2 separate regions of the Mus musculus genome follow, and region 1 is linked to region 2. The links are chromatin loops, found by intact Hi-C in ENCODE. Cell type or tissue: heart. All regions are shown on one strand.

Region 1 (8,000 bases), 270 kb before region 2:
AAACCTTTGCCTCCTTTCTCCTTAGAACACCCCAGTGGGGCTTCCTGTGCCCTGTGGGGCATGCGGGGCACACAGCAGACAGGACAGTCCCATTAGTGTTGGTGTGACCGTGTGCCCATTCCCGGCAATACAGCATCACAGCAAAGTAACAGGAGGCAGGGTGCCAGATGCAGACAGACAAGGAGAGACGACCATGAACGCTCGCACATAGCGTCAGACGACGAAGACGCCACAGACAGAGCTGTCCGGGCACTGGGGCCGACACTGTTCCCCCCGGGTGGACCCCATGGGTCTCTAACAGACCCTTGAGTCTTCATTCTCCCATCACCCACTGAAACAACCGGGGCAGGTGGCCCATCCAGAACTTACAAGTCACCCCGTGCGCAGACCTCAAACTCATCCATCACCACCCCCACTTCAGCTGTCTCCCACACACAACACGATGCTCAGAGTACTGAGGACAAGGAGGCCACAAGGCTGCCCAACAGACGCTTGGACGGATACAGGTGGCAGGCCAGGTGTTGGCAGCACAGACACTGGGGTGTCAAGTGAGGGACACAGACCCAACGACACGGAGGAGGCAGGACTGGGGCGTAGCAGACCTCAGTGGTACCCAATGAGAAAAGCCAAAAGGCCTTCTGGGCAGAGGACCTTAGAGGTAAGGACAGAAGCTGGACCCCCGCCAGCCTGGAGGAAAGGGTCTGAGGGCCGGTGAAGAAGGAGGAGGCTTTCTGTAGAATGAGGGTGGCACTCAGACACCGTCTTCCCTAGAGAAGAATGTCTCACCTGAGAAATTCCGTGTGGCCAGCATAGTGGTGAGGATGGCTCCCTACGAAGAAGCAGAGGCAGGGTCACCCTGTTAGTGTCTGTCACCCTGTTAGTGTCTGCCTCTGCCCCCAGCTTACAAGTTCAGCCTACCAGAGAAGTAAGATTTCCGGAGCCTCTAGCACTAAGGCAAGTCACACGCCCATAGTTAAAGCTCACACTACCCACAAATCACAGCGTCCAGACTCCTGAGAAGTGGGCGTGGCCAGGAAGGGGTTCTTGTCCTTCCTAAATGCTGTGGCACCTTAATACAGTTCCTCATGTCGCGGTGATGCTCGGCCACAAAGTTATCTCGTTACCACTTCATCACTGTAATCTTGCTACTGTGGTGTTATGAATGACATGCGGAACATCTGATATGTGACCCACTAAAGGGTCTTGACCCACAAGTTGAGAACCATTCCTTTAACAGGCCCAGGGTAGTCACGGTTGTCCTCAATGCTTTGGGGAAGCTCAATCAAGCAATGGCTCCCGGGTCTACTCCTGTCCCTGACTGGCCAGCAACTATCAGGATTGGTTCTGTCCACTTGCCTCCCTAACCTGCTGGGCCCACCAGGACCCTTCTGCTCTGCCCTTTACCAAACCTGCTCTGGCCCAGTACTCCTTTAGCCCTCAGGGTGATGAAGCGACCAGCTCTGTACCCAGGGCCAAGCTCAACCCTCTGAGCTGTGCCAGCATCTGGAATCCTCTGGTCTGGACTTGCAAACAGGCATTTGGGGGTTTCTCCTGCTTCCTCTTCTGCAGGTCCTACTGACACCCCTACTTCCAGCATGGAGCCCACCAGGACGCAGGGTTGGGGACTGAGTCTCGCCTACCTTGAGCTTCCTCCTTGCATTGAACTTCTTCAGACATTCCACAGTCTCCTGTCTGTGCATCATAGAGGCCACGGTGGAACGTTGCTGTTGGGAGAAGGGAAGTCACAGGGCAGTGAGGATCATCAGAGGTGTCAGTCTTGTCCCCAGAGGCTTAGGAGAGAGGTTCAAGGTGGTGGCACTCTAGGGCCAGCCACAATGACAAAGAGATCGATCACTCGTTCCCACCTGCGGTCCCCAACTTATTTCCAAGTTCAAGTCTTGTCCTTCACAGACCAGGGGAGTGGTCAGACACAAGGTACAGAAGCCCAGGGCCATCTTGGGGGCCCTGGATATACCCACTAGGAACTGGCCCCTAGAGTTTGCCAAGAATGACTTACGCAGACCCATGGGTGCTTCAGGGCCTCATGGGCCGTGATGCGCTTGGCAGGGTTGATGGTCAGCATCTGGTTGATGAGGTTTTTGGCTTCAGGAGTAACGGTGTCCCACTCAGGGGATGGGAACTACAGAAGGAAGCGGGGCACAGGGCAAGGCTGAAGCCCCTCCCCTGGGCAGAGGCCATGGAGAGGAGGGGAGACCCAGGGTGCGGCAGTCCCCACCCTCCACGCCGGCGCCCACTCACATCATACGCCCCAGCCTTGATCTGCTGGTACAGCTTGTGTTGGTCCTCATCCCAGAAAGGTGGGTAGCCCACCAGCAGGATATACAGGATCACCCCTGTGGATGGGGAGGTGAGCAGCATAGCCCTGGGGCCCCCAGGGTCAGTCCTCAGTGTCCCTTTGCGCCCCTCCACCATGGGAAGGATGGCACAAACGGCCTCTGATCCCTGCTCCATCTCCACCCTATGTCACTAGGGAGCCTGGCCAGCCGCCTCTGCTGTATCCCCACCAGAAAGAGAAGAGCCCACCTAAGGAGCCACCTTGCCCTGTGGTCTGACAGCCCCTGGTCCCTGTATCCTGGTGTCCACTTGCTCTGGGCACAGACCTATAATGAGCACAGGCAGACAAACATAATGGCCTGGGGCACATTGGTAAATGTAGTCACGGTGAGAGATCCCTGCTAAGGCAGCCCAGAGGCAGGGATGACACACATACTTGGCTCAGGGCAGGGTAAGCCAGCCACCTGCACACTGCAGGGCAGAGGGAACGATTCCAAAAACACTACCACACACTCACCATGCAACCCAGCCACCTCTCACACACAGGTCTTACCACATGCCCAGATGTCCACAGGTTTGCCGTAGGCCTCCTTCCGAAGGACCTCGGGAGACAGGTAGCCTGGCGTTCCCGCAAATCCTACCGAAGGGGAAGGGACCATGAAGGGCCATGAGGAGCTGCCAGTACCCTCTGCCTGCCCCCTGACACTCACCAAACCATGCCTGCTGGTCTCCCTGAACCTCGATGGCCAGGCCGAAGTCTGCCAGCTTCACTGCGGCGCCTTTGCATTTGCTGGCCAGAAGCAGGTTCTCAGGCTACAGGGAGAGAGCCGTCAGGCCACAGCGCAGTTGTAAGGGGCGGGGCACAAAACAGAGACAGACAGCAGCAGTTTGCTGGACAGGGAGGCACAGTGTGCCGCCCAACATGGAGGTCCTAGACCTATAGCTTGGCTCCTCTCTGGGGACAAGGATGGCAGCCCCAGTCATTCAAAGGGAAGTTAGCTCTCAGTTTGAACTTGGGTGCCTTGCTTCCTAAAATGAGAACAAAATCTCCAGCTCTCCCTCACAGACAACACAACATCTCCATCGTAGGCCTGCAGGGCTGCCCCACTGATAGAGGCCAGTCTTGCCCCTCTCCTTTCTGACATGGTGGAGAGTCTAGGGACTTGGGCAGTGTTCTTCACAGGACATGGAGGAACACCCAAATCCCACTCAGCTCCAGTCAGCACTACTACACGGGACAGAAAGGAGCCATGGGTCGCTTAGTTGTCTGCATCCACAAGTGGGGAAGCATCCTCACGGAGAATCATTCTTGGTTCAGCTGCAGGGATATTTGTTTTGTCCTGAAGAAGTGGCCAGAGAGGCTGTTGTCTCTTAGTTGTTGAAGGCCTAAGAGGCCCCTCTGCAATTTGCTTTCCCTGGCCTTTCTGTCTAACCTGTAACCACAGCAGCCTGTCCTGGCAGCTCTGGGCACCAATCAGGAAGTTCCTGGCTTCTGACCACCAGGGGGCTCTTCAGCACTCAGCAAAGAGGCGTCTCACCCCTGGGTCCTCGGACTGCCATGGCCTGCTTTTGTTATCCATCTCAGAGACTTTACATGGCTTAATGTGATTCCTGGAACCCAAGTATGCCTGCCCACCTACACAGAAAGATGCAAGCTTCCTGAGTTGGGTCTCCGGGCCCACCGCAGACCAGAGCTTCACAAGCACTCGAGCTGTGAGTGTGAAGTAAGCAAGCCCAAGGCTACAGATCTACTAAAACTCCCTCCCCTCTGGTGATAGGCAGGGTTCACGCTCAGCCTTGCCCATTTTCACTTTGCCATTGTGAGCATGGCAGGGGCCCCAGGCTCTCTGCTCCTGCATTGGAAATGTGTTAATCACATGGGAGCTCTAGAAGGTGCAAGGCAGGAAAGTCTGGGGCCTTGGAGGAGGCAGCAGTCAGGCCGTAGAGGCTGGGCTGTACTCTGGCTCCTTCACAACCACTCTCTGAGACACGGCCTACACATGCTCTCTCCTGCCTTGTCTTGACTGTGTAGCTTCTACCTAGCACTGTGTCATCTGTGGGTCTGCCTCATCAAGATGGTGGGATCTCCTCCAGGAAAGGAGGGGCGCTCTATTCTCTCAAAAAGAAGATCTTGTTTGCCCAGACCTGGAGATGTAGGGAACACATACTTCTCTGCCTTAGCCTCTGCGGTAACTCTCTGCAAGTGTAGTGCCCGCACCTCATTTAATCAGTGACATAGACCCCCTTCTCTCAGGGGTCTTGTTCACTGCTGGCCCAGATAAAACAGAGCAGGATGCTCAAGGAAGCAAGGACACATGGTGAGATAGAGGGGACATCCAGTAGGATGTGATACCCTTCCCAGAACAGCAGCAAAGACTGGCCCCTAGCCTATGGCCTAAGAAAGGAGTGATCACCCCAGTTAGCACTGAGGCTCAGGGGAAGGTCGGCCTTAAAGACATTCAGGCCAGGACTGGCATCTATAGTGTCCCCAAACAGGTGGACTCAACAAACGGCTGAACCAGACCTTGGAAAAGTAGAGGTTACAGTCAAGAAGGGGTTGGGGGGATAGGGTCTATAGAAAGCTCAGGGTCATTAGTTGTTTTCTCATGAGGCAGGGTCTCATGTAGCTTGGCTGCCCTCAGTGCTATGTACCCTAGGCTACCCTTGAACCCCTGACCCTCTTGCCTCAGTTTCCTAGGCACTGGAATTAAAGGGATAAGCCTCACACTGAGCGACAGGTTTTCTTTTGAACAGAACTAGATCCCATAGTCTAGCTGTGGGCATCATGGAATCGGAAAGAGAGGTCTGAGAGGAGTTGGCTAAGCCAGTCTGCTCCTGCTCTCCCTGAGCCTTGAGAGCTCCATCTTGGCAGGGGACTAGAAAGTGAGAATCTGAGTGTACCTCGGTTAACTGGGCGGTTCCAGAAGTGACGGGGATGCTGGGTTGTAAGTGTGCAGCCACATGTCACATCTGTGCACACACCTGCATGCACACACCCAGCTAGTTACGCATGCACTCATGCCTCTATGTACACACATGTGCATATGGCCTTGCCCAGACATGAACACACATGCACTCACACTTCTTCGTGCAAGCACATAGTATGCACGCACACCTTCCACCCACACCCCTCCCTCGTACTCCACACCTCCTTTTACATGGTCGGTAGGTGTGGGTGACAACCTGTCACAGAGCAGATAAGAAACTCACCTTGAGGTCTCTGTGGACGACCCCCATTTGGTGACAATGGAGAACAGCTTCCAGGATCTGCTGGATGCAGTGACTATAGCAAACAGCAGACAAGTTAGTTGAGTGGTCCTGGGGTGGCCAGGGAGGGGAGCAGCAAAGGAGGCATGGGGAAGGCAGGAGTGCTGTGGGGGACTGGGGTTCAATTCCCAGGCTGGAGGGAGCAAGGATGATGAGGGAAGCCATGGCAGAAGGAGATGCTGGCTACAAGGAAGTCCTTCCTCAGCCCCAAGGCCAGCTCTTCTAGTCCTTGCTCTGCCTCCCCTGCTGGGCCCAGCTGAGCTTAGAAATCAGAACGGGATCCACCGCAGTAACTCTGAAGAGACACTCTGGTTTCCTGCTTACCTGGGCTGAGATAGGCTAAACGGACCGTAAGCTGTGGGTAGAGATGCCTGCTGTAAGTGAGGCCTGTGGGCAGGAGCATGGGTGCCAGGAATGTGGATAAGCCTGCCTGCTTGGAAGTGGCAACACTGCATTACAGCTTCTTCATCTCAATAGATACAGTGCCTGGGTATCCACCAGTCCAGCCTTATCCACGTGAAGACATCTATTGGGCAGGGTGCCTGGCTGCCCAGGGGACAGCCTGAGCACAGGAGTCCCCTCTGTTCTATTGGTGGCAGTCCCGGATCCTTCCTGTCCTTCCACACAACAGGCTCAGGGCCACCAGCCCCAAGGATGCAGAGGTTCTGTAGCCTGTGCCCTGCCCTAGTAGCCCCTGGAGCCAGATATGAGTCACATGGGACCTCACCCTAGAGACAGTGGTGTGACCAAAGGTTGGCTTCCCTGGGGTATGAAAACCACCCTTCTCAAACAGTACCCCCTCACCCCCAAGTCTGGCCCCACGTGGACATGACCAGCACGGCACTGTGAACTATATTCACACGAAGCTCACCCTTGACATCTGATGGATATGAACCTGAAGTTTGTGAGTTCAGAAAGAACCAAGTCCAACTTGTGGGAGGCAATCTTCCAGAATGTTTCCACCCCTTGCCTGCATGGGGGCCTTGAAACCCTGTCTTCCCAGCTTTCTCTCAGGGTCCATCTTGGCCCCTTTCCTGTGTCACCATAAGAAACTGCCATTTCTCATGACATTCTATTCTGCCTGGCACCATACCTTATCTTTGTCCCCAAGAGAATCCAGCACTTGTCACTCAGGGTGATGCCCAGTCCCATGCAGGTTAGGGGACAACTGTGTTCATGGCAAGGCCTGTAGGACTGGGCACAGAATGTCTCCCCCAAGTGAGCAGAGCTCAGGCTTCCCATAGGCCAAACCCACAAACACCGGAACCAATGGGGCACAGCTGTAAGTTCAAAATCTTTTCCCCAGCCCTGCCGGGTGCAAAGGGCCTCTATTGAGTTGGCCAATGGCCAATGGGCCTCTCAGACTATATGAATGGAGAGGGTCCTGTGGCCCTATTTAGAAAAAATTAGAGCCACAGACTGTCGGTCTCCAGCCGCGTCTGTGGTCTGCATAGCCCCCAGTTGGCTGATCTCCCTTCTATCTGGGACATTCTTCCAAAGGATTGATTTATGTGCAGCCATGGTCACTGGGAAGTGCCATCTGCCTATGCCACCACATGGGTCCAGCCTGCTCCATGCACTGAGAGAATGCTGAGGGACAGAGCTGGCACCTTCCTCAGGCGCAGTTTTCAGAGAGCCCATTTCAAGTCCAGCGAAGGCTCTAGGCAAGGCCCTGAGGTCTTACCCTCCATGATAACACTGTCAGCATGTGCCTAGCAGTACACACTTTCCTGCCCTCCTGCTCCTCAGGCATCCTTCCTGGTGCTGCTGGGCCTACCAGGAAGCCTCTTTTGGTGCCCAGAGGCTCCAGCCCATGCTGCTGGGCTGGTGAGCTTCCCTTTCTGGCACAGGCTGGTCCTCACACAAGTGGAAGTTCCTCATGGCTGCCACAGCCACCCTGAGAAGGTCACTAGTACTACAGAATAAGCTGGTGGGCAAGACAAGACTCTCCGGGAGAGCATGGCACCAAGCTGTAGGAGGGAAAGTGACAACAGGGACCTGCGGCAGGCTAGGGCACTTACCCAGCCAGAGAATAGTGGCTCAGGGAACTCTCTTTAGGGACTTTCCCTCACGCTGCTCTGGCCCATGCTATCTCCATCACCAGGGCATCAATACTGTCTTAGTGTCTTACTTTGGGAGTCACTCTGTGGCCTGAATCCCAGTCAGGCAGCATTGTGGACACTGGCTAGGTCCTGACATGATTCTCAGCTTGGGACCTGGCCAGCATCACTGTGGCTAGGACCACCGGTACATACTGCCATGCCTGGCTTCTGAGAATTGCAAGAATACGTCTGTGTTCCAAATTTTGTTTTCTTTGGTTTGTAAAAGGACTTAGCCACCTCTAAGTTTCCCCCACAAACTCCAAACTAAAAGCCCTGTGTCTCTCTAAAAGGAATCTCCAGCTTCCTTAGACAGAAATGGGTTCAGAAAAGCCCCTC
Region 2 (8,000 bases):
TGGGACGCACTGTGACATTACAGCTCCCTCAATGTTTTCTATGCTTTGTTTCTTTTTTTTTGGGGGGGGGGGGACGACGAGGCTGCAAGGGTCGGGGTGACAAGGAGATGGGTGGGACTGGGGTACATGATGAGAAACTTACGAAGAATCAATAGCAAGCTTAAGGGTAGTAAGCTCTGCATACTCTCCCTACTTAGACTCAGAAAACAGGGAACATTTTCTCCACAGCCTAAGTTATCTCATCCCAAAGTGTAGGCCTGAGTAACGGCAGGTCCCAGAACAGTCGCCAGCTACTGCAGTAACAACCCACACAGCTAGCCCTGTACTGCTGACCAGGCCAGGCTCCAAACCTGACCTCGCCCCACCTGCTGTGTGACCCCATCTTTACTGGATTGCTTTTGAATTTATTTATGGGGTATGGGAGCACAAAAGCCATTGCAAATATGTGGTCAGAGAACTTGTGAGAATCTCTTCTTTCCTCCCACCATGAGGGTCCTAAGAACTGGCCTTGGTTCACACACCTTACAGGCAAACACCTTTACCTGCTGAGCCCCACTGAACTACCCTAACAACTAGGTGGTTTGGGGCACATGTCCTCACCATGGTAAGGAAAGTGACAGAATCAGACAGTACCACAGGAACAGCAGGCATGGACCAACATCCACCTCAGTCCACCGAACTGTCCAGGGCTGTCAGCAAAGCAGGGCGGCAAAGGCCAGGAATTGCTGTTTTTGCATATGCTGATGCATGCTGTTCTGCATGCAGAGGTCACAGTGGGTCTTCTCTGTTGCTCTCCATCTTAGTTTTTAGGATCCAGTCTTTCCCTGAACCTAGAGCATCCTGTTTTGTCTACACTGCCTAGCCAGCAAGCCCTTTTGCACTCCCTCCCTGCCTAAAGGCACACAACGGTGTTGGAGATGCAGACTGCCACTCTGTCTTTCCATGGGTGCTGAGGAAGCACACCCAGGCCCTCACTACTTGCACAGCAAACACTTATCTACAAACCATCTTCCTGGCCCCCAGGGCTACTCTTCATCTTTTTCTCACTACAACTGAGCACAGGATAGCATGACACTGTGGGCTTCGAGGCTCTGGAATACATCTACCACTGACAATCCCCGTCTTCCCAGGCTACATACTCCAGCGTCCTGGAGACCCTTGGAGTTAAGACACAGAAACCCCAAGCCTCACCCTGTCCCTCCAGCCACACCCCCTGACTAGAACCAAAGCTGAACTTCAGGCTTGACTTCTCTTCTACCCCAGCCTGGCCTTCCGATGCCTGATAAGCAAGTGACAAGCAGCCAGGCAGAGAGTAACTGGTATACAGGACAGGTAGGAGGATGCTGAGGGAGGATGCAGAGCATCACCTCCTCTGAAGCCCCCTGCAGCCAGTGCTCAGGTTGGGACATGGAGGAGGGGTCTTGTAGGTGTGCATTCCGTATATTACCACTTGTGCTTCTGAAACAAACACACAGACTGTCACAATCTTTCATCCAAAAAGGGACGCTAGTTGCCTTGGCTCCCAGGGCTTAGTGATGTTTTCCTCTGAATGTGAACATGCGTATGCTGGGGAGATCCAGGGGCTTATGGTCAGGAATGCCCTGACTTAGAAGAACACAAGCTCTTCGGTCTGCTGATCTGGGGTGGTAGAACTGCAGGAACTACAGACAGGGCTCTGGGTCAGTCACAGCCCAACACTGGACCGGCAGAACCAGGACACCTGGCCTTGGCTTGCCAACTGAGGCAGGCAGCAGCAGAGCCAGACAACACCACCTTTTCTGTCAACTCCGGAGATTTGGGAAAGCAATCTTTTCCCACATTCCAGAGGGTCACAGCCCGGGGCAGCTGGAATCTTTATTCTGCTAATGGACAAAATGGCAGCCCAGTAGTACCAAGGAGATGGGGTGTCCAAAGCTGCTTCCTCAAAGTACAGTCTGTCCACACACTGAGCACCAGAATGTGCCCACAAACAGAGCAGAAAGCCCACTCCATCCAGGCCAGGATGCCCAATTCAGTGTCCTCAGGCTCAGGCAACCTCAAGAAGGCTTTGCTGCGGGCTTAGGTTTCTTTCCCCTGTGCTTAAAGTCACGCAGTGGGTTCTGGGCCTTCACCTTCTACAAGAGCAGAAGTCGAAAGTTAGTTTGATGAATCAGTCAGATGGTCCCAACAGACATGAGCAGTGCTGACACCTGACCAAATCCCTGTGCCACAAGCCAGAAACTGCTAGCTGCTGCAGACGTGAGGGAGGCTACTGTGGGCAGACACAGGGCCTTCAGGCAGCTGTGCGAATACCACAAACCCACCCCCATTCCTGGGAGTCCCATCCCTCCCTCAGCTGCTGAAGATGCAGGGCATGGTGGGAAGGAGCACTGCTTCTGTGCCAGGCATCGTGGGAGACGTACCTTAGCCTTCCTAGAGAAGGGCACCTTTCTCCGTTTCTTTCGAGGATGTACAAGGCCACGAAGAGCAGCAGGAACTGGAAGAGATGCTGGGCCTCAGGGATGGCCTCACCCCTACTTCAGCTACACAGTTCTCTCTATAGCGTGAGACCTGGCTTTCAGTGCTGGCCACTCCCTTCTCAGCATTACTCTGTACACTTACAGCACAGACTCCAATTCAGTCTAGCAGTGGTGGTGCACACATTTAATCCCAGTAATCAGGAGGCAGAGGCAGGAGGGTTTGAGTTCAAGGCCAGCCTGGTCAATAGAGTGAGTTCCAGAACTGCCAGGGCTAAACAGAGAAACCCTGTCTCAAAAAAACATAAAGTGGCACAGTGGTTAAGAGCAATGACTGCTCTTCTGAAGATCCCGAATTCAAATCCCAGCAACCACATGGTGGCTCACAACCATCTGTAATGGGATCTGGTGCCCTCTTCTGGTGTGTCTCAAGACAGCTACAGTGTATTACATATAATAAATAATCTTAAAAAACAAAGCAACAACAAAAACCCATAAAGTGGGGCCGGGGGAGGGGGCTGAAGGGAAGAGTATCCAATACTCAATTACTTGTTATATGTGCGCAAACAGAAGATTAAAGTTAGTTCCATAGGCTCCCACTGTCTAAATCATGTCTGTAGTGATTACATTTAATGCAAAGCACACATAACAAGAGAAGCTATGGCATATTCATAGCAGAGTGTGTACACGGCACAGAGAAAGGGAGGGAGGGAGGGAAGAAACGCCTACAAGGGTGAGGCATTTAAAAAGAGAGAAGTCAGAGGGTGGGTTCTCTTTGTGCTGCTCCTGAACTGCAAATTCTCTAGTCCCTATTACTGCTCCTCCCGTTCCCTCTGTATTCCACCCCAACTTCACAAGATCTTGGGCCTAGCCTCAGAGCAGGCACCTCAACAGGATAGGCCACATCTAACATGTCAGACCTTCCCGGATCTTGCAAACTTCCTGGCTCACTCTTAGTGAGTGACTTTGCTCTTAGTAGGTGCTTTAGGCCAAAGGGAGCCTCCTAGCATTTCTGACACAGACCAAGGGTGGGGTCATCTCCAGCTCACTATCCCTTAGAAGCCTGCCTGCAGCCCTAGGTCTGGTGTCATCTTTCCTGGGCCCTTTCACACTCAAACCTTGTCGGCCCTGGTATGTCTCTCCCATACCTTCCTGTCACCTGTTTTGTTTTGTTTTGGTTTTTTGAGACAGGGTTTTTCTACATAGCCCTTGTGGCTGTAGAACTCCATCTGTAGACCAGGCTGGCCTCAAACTCACAAAGATCTGCCCGTCTCTGCCTCCTGGGTGTTAGCATTAAAGGCGTGTACCACAACTGCCCAGCCCTTCTGTCACTTCCAAAGCAGCAACATCACATTAGCAAACTGACTCCATTACAGGCAGGTAGGATCAGGAATGATGGAGAGCCTACGCTAACTGGCCGGCCACCGTCTTATCAACTCTTCTTTGTTTATTGTAAGCATGGAAGGCAGGGATACTCACTGCCAAAAATACCCCACACTACACATCCAAAGGGAAAGCCCAGAGCCTTCCTGAGTTGTGAAGGACCAGCTAGCTTGAACAGATACCTTCCCTCCCTCAGCACCGTGTGCCCCCCTCATCTGCCCCTACCCTCAAACCACAGTGGTTTCAGCTTGGTGCCTGCCAATCTAGAGTATTCCCCAGCACAAGGTCCTGAGTCAGGACTCTCCCTCAAATGTGCTCAGCATCCTGAGAACACGGGAAGCCAGTCACTGGCTCATTTTCCTACTCAACCAAACCCTGGAATATGCCACCAACTCTGCACAACCAGTTTCCTCATCTCCACAATGCAACCCAGTTATGATGAGATAGACGGGTGGAACACAGCTGCACGAGCTGGTACATGGAGCATGGTTGCTCGTGCTCACGTACTCTGAACTGCCTGGTCTCTAGTGCCCTCACACACAAGCTGTCCCAGCACCAAGCACAGGAGCTGGTGGAAGATGGCCAAGAGCGAGGCTCTGTCCTCCAGACTTCTGACCCTCAGCCACACTCACCCAAATAGTCAGGGACATGGCCCAAATGAGGCTTCACCACTGCCGGGTGCAAGGGCAGATCATGGCGAAGTAGCTGAAGGTCTCTGGGGTTGTCTTCAAAGTATGTCTAACGGACAGAGAGCACAAGATTTAAAATGCACAAAAAGCGTCACAGTGAAGTGAAGTTTGCCTACCACTTTGTTCTTCATCCTCCTTGACAGCAACTGCCTAGGACGAACCAGGACAAGCTTCTCATGGCTTGCACAGTTGCCCTCTGCTGGCCAAGCAAGGCACTGCATGCTGTAGCATATCCAGACAATGCTACCTCCAGGAAATCTGTCTACTCTGGAGGTCCCTTCTCACACACCAGAGTTTCACAATGTGGGGCAGCTAGAGCCTTTATTCACGCACTGATGCTAGACTAGAGTCTCCAAAATGGGTACAAGGATATACCCTGTACAAGGACATGTCTGTTTACTTCTCTAAGACACAAACATAGGCACTCTGAATCACTTAAGCTTAGTTATCTTCTTACAGACTGTTCTTCATCAACACCAACAGCCTCTCCACACTCTTCCATGTCTTTGTAACAGCTAGGTATGGCTTGTACATTCTAAGAACCCTAGTATGGACCTTACAGGGCTTCCAAATAATGTTGTAATGATTCTAATAGTATTCCCAATAATGTTGTTCACACATACACTATGTATGCTCATTTATAATTAACCGAGTGCACACTGTGAAGTGTGTCTACCACCCTCCCAGCAGGACAGCTGTCTTTCAACTGGTTTCCTACCTCTCCCTGCCAAAGGCCAGCAAACCATTCAGCTGTCCGCTCTCACCTTGAGCTCCAAGCCCTCACCTTGAGCTTCTCTGAGTGCAGAAGCTCCTCCTTGATCTCCTTCAGTCTCGCCTCTCGAATGGCCTGCTTGGTCACTGAGCGCATGGCATCCTGTGGGTAGACCAGGGGTGAGACGGCCTTAGACCCGCGTGTTCATCGATGGGGTATAATCCCTGGGTCACAGCTCACTCCACAACATCCCTCCTCCCCACCTTTGTCAAGCTTACCCTGCAGCGATAACGAAAGCTTTCAATCTCCTCCATCTGGAACTGGTATGGAAGCAGGATGGGGGCCTCGCCCTCTGGGGAGAAGGCAGTTGTGAAGGTTGAGGGCAGGGCCCATGTAAGGCCTTCCCCTGGTAGCCTCCTGCTCCTCTTCTCTGAAATGAGGCTGTACCATGAGACTCAGCATCACTGTCTTTGAGTCTAAAAGCAGCTCCCAAAACACTTAGGTTAGGGGTGTGTGCTTCAGCCCGGTGTGCCTGTCATCAGCCTCAGGCTCACAACCCACCACCCACAAGACTCCTCATGATGATGGCTGCTGCCTGCAACAGGGCACACGTCACCCACTCAAAGCAACTGAGTCCAGACAGAGCAGAGTATTTAATTAACTCCTGACTATGAAGCAGTCAGTGAACATGGCAGAGTATTACTTTAGTCACTATATGAAAGGACATAGTGTCTGTCATCGGGGAAAGATGATAATGGACAGTGGTAGAAGTCTGCTATCACTCCAGGTTTCTCAGCATTTTACACAGAGCCTCATTATATAACCCAGGGTGGCCTCCAACTAGCTATGTAGCCTGGGCTGACCTAGAACTCTCTTCCCACCTCAGGCTCCAGTGCTGGGAGCCTGCTATATATAAGGCTTCCTCCTCTCATTTGTCTTGGATTTAGAAAAAGATTTATTTATTTTACTTTTTTTGTGTTTTGCCTGTATGCACATATGTATACTGCCTACATGCCTGGTGCCTGCAGATGCCAAGAGGGTGCTAGAGTTACAGATGTCTGTGAACTGTCAAACAGGTGCTAGGAACTAAACCTGGGTCCTCTAAAAGAGCAGCAAGTGGGGCTGGAGAGACAGCTCAGAGGTTAAGACTGCTCTTCCAGAGGTCCTGAGTTCAATTCCCAGTACCCACATGGTGGCTCACAACCATCTGTAATGGGATCCAGTGCCCTCTTCTGGTGTGTCTGAAGACAGCTTCAGTGTACTCACATACATACATACATACATACATACATCTTAAAAACAGGAAAGAGCAGCAAGTGTTCAGCCACAGATCAACCTCTCAAGCCCCATTCTTTGATTTAAAAATAGAAAAAAAAAAAAAAAGTTCTTACTATGTATCCCAGCCTAGCCTCAAACTGTCAGTCAGCCATCCTGTCTCACCCCTGTGCTCTGCAATGAAAGATGTGCAGTACCATACTAGACACTGGAGTTGCTCGCCAGGTGAGCTGGGAGAAGCCCGGCTCCTAGACTCGCAGTCATACCACGGGCTCTTACCTCCACTCAGAAGGTCCTCAATCTTTCCCAAGAAAGGCTGTTCCGCGGGCAACACAAAGGTCAGAACTATGCCTGGGTTGTTGGCTCGAGCTGTCCTGCAGAGGGAGAAGATCAAGCGTGTACCACTAGCCCACAGGATCTGTCCTTCCGCACGCCCCAGCTCACCCCACGCCCCATCCTCCTACCTGCCAGCTCGATGGACATAAGCCTCTGCGGTGGGAGGAAGGTCAAAATTGAGGACCGCAGACACGTGGTGGAAGTCTATGCCCCGAGCCACACCTGACTCTGGATCAGAGGCCCTGAGAAAATAACCTGGTATCAGACAGATACTCACCCTCTGGGAATGTGTTCTCACATATATCTCTAAGCCATCTCTCCTCTAAGCAAAGCTGAAAGACCTCCAAACATTAGAATCACTCCAGGAGCTGGGGTGTTGGAGGGTGGACCGGAGTTCTGACATGCAGGCAAACCTGTGCCCTGACCTTAGCCCTGGGCAATAGCAGAACATACTGACCCATAAACCGCCTCTGGGACCCTGACACTCTGTGCTGCACATGTGGGCATCACCCTCTACTCTATGTCTGCCCAGGAAGCTAAGCAAGGGCCCGTGGGACTGCCAGGTATAACCACCGAGAATGTCTGACAACTCACTCACTCTATGCACTTTGGCTCAGTCTTACAGAGGCTGAAAACAGTCCTCTCGGAGGAATGATGAAAAAAGAGAACCGTGGACTCACTTGTTTCCTTTGGACCCGCGGCCTCGACGTTTGCCTTTGACTTGGGGTCCCAAGATTTCAGCATCTGTCGCTATGACGCAATCATACAAGCCTTGGTTGAACTGTGAGATGATGTGGCACCTGCAATCCAAGGGGATGACCAGCCTGACCCTAACCATCCTCCTTCCCTCTCTCTTTACCTCCTTTATTATCCTCAGATCCGCACCTCAGCCTCCTCAGCTGAAAACTACAGCACTGACCTGGAGAGATGGCTCAAGGACTAAACGCTCGGCTGCTCTCCAGAGGACCCAGGTCCTAGTCCCAGCACCCACATGGCAACTAATACTCCGTAAATCCAATGTCAGGGGATCCAACACCCTTTATGGCCTCCCTATGCATCAGCTACGCACGTAGGACACATAAACCACACAGGCAATAAAACACCTACACTCGTAATTTTCCTTCCTTCCTTCCTTCCTTTCTTCCTTAA

The links. Hi-C counts contacts between places; a loop is a spot of excess contacts. Peaks named below come from ENCODE experiments on the same cell type or tissue, not always from the same donor. Only the 100,000 strongest peaks of a DNase experiment are listed, where the experiment ranks them.
Region 1: it touches region 2 in a loop (8-fold over the local background); 21 of 42 quality-filtered maps call a loop at or near these places.

Annotation. Positions count from the first base shown.
Region 1 is chr11:5,987,315-5,995,314 of GRCm38, forward strand. It overlaps Camk2b (calcium/calmodulin-dependent protein kinase II, beta), which reads right to left. Exons shown (of 21, transcript NM_007595.5): 6 at 5,506-5,578; 7 at 3,006-3,108; 8 at 2,849-2,932; 9 at 2,260-2,354; 10 at 2,018-2,140; 11 at 1,641-1,724; 12 at 787-829. Among named protein-coding and RNA genes, the nearest start is that of Ykt6, 36 kb to the left of the region's middle. In heart, a CTCF peak has its summit at 3,780 (motif pointing right); no DNase peak of the experiment used is centred here; H3K27me3 peaks cover 1,178 bases.
Region 2 is chr11:6,257,145-6,265,144 of GRCm38, forward strand. Ddx56 (DEAD box helicase 56) reads right to left here. Exons shown (of 14, transcript NM_026538.3): 7 at 7,532-7,651; 8 at 6,980-7,093; 9 at 6,795-6,889; 10 at 5,519-5,592; 11 at 5,313-5,402; 12 at 4,472-4,577; 13 at 2,403-2,476; 14 at 401-2,114. The coding sequence ends at 2,037. Among named protein-coding and RNA genes, the nearest start is that of Ddx56, 6.6 kb to the right of the region's middle. In heart, no CTCF peak of the experiment used is centred here; a DNase peak (open chromatin) is centred at 4,477.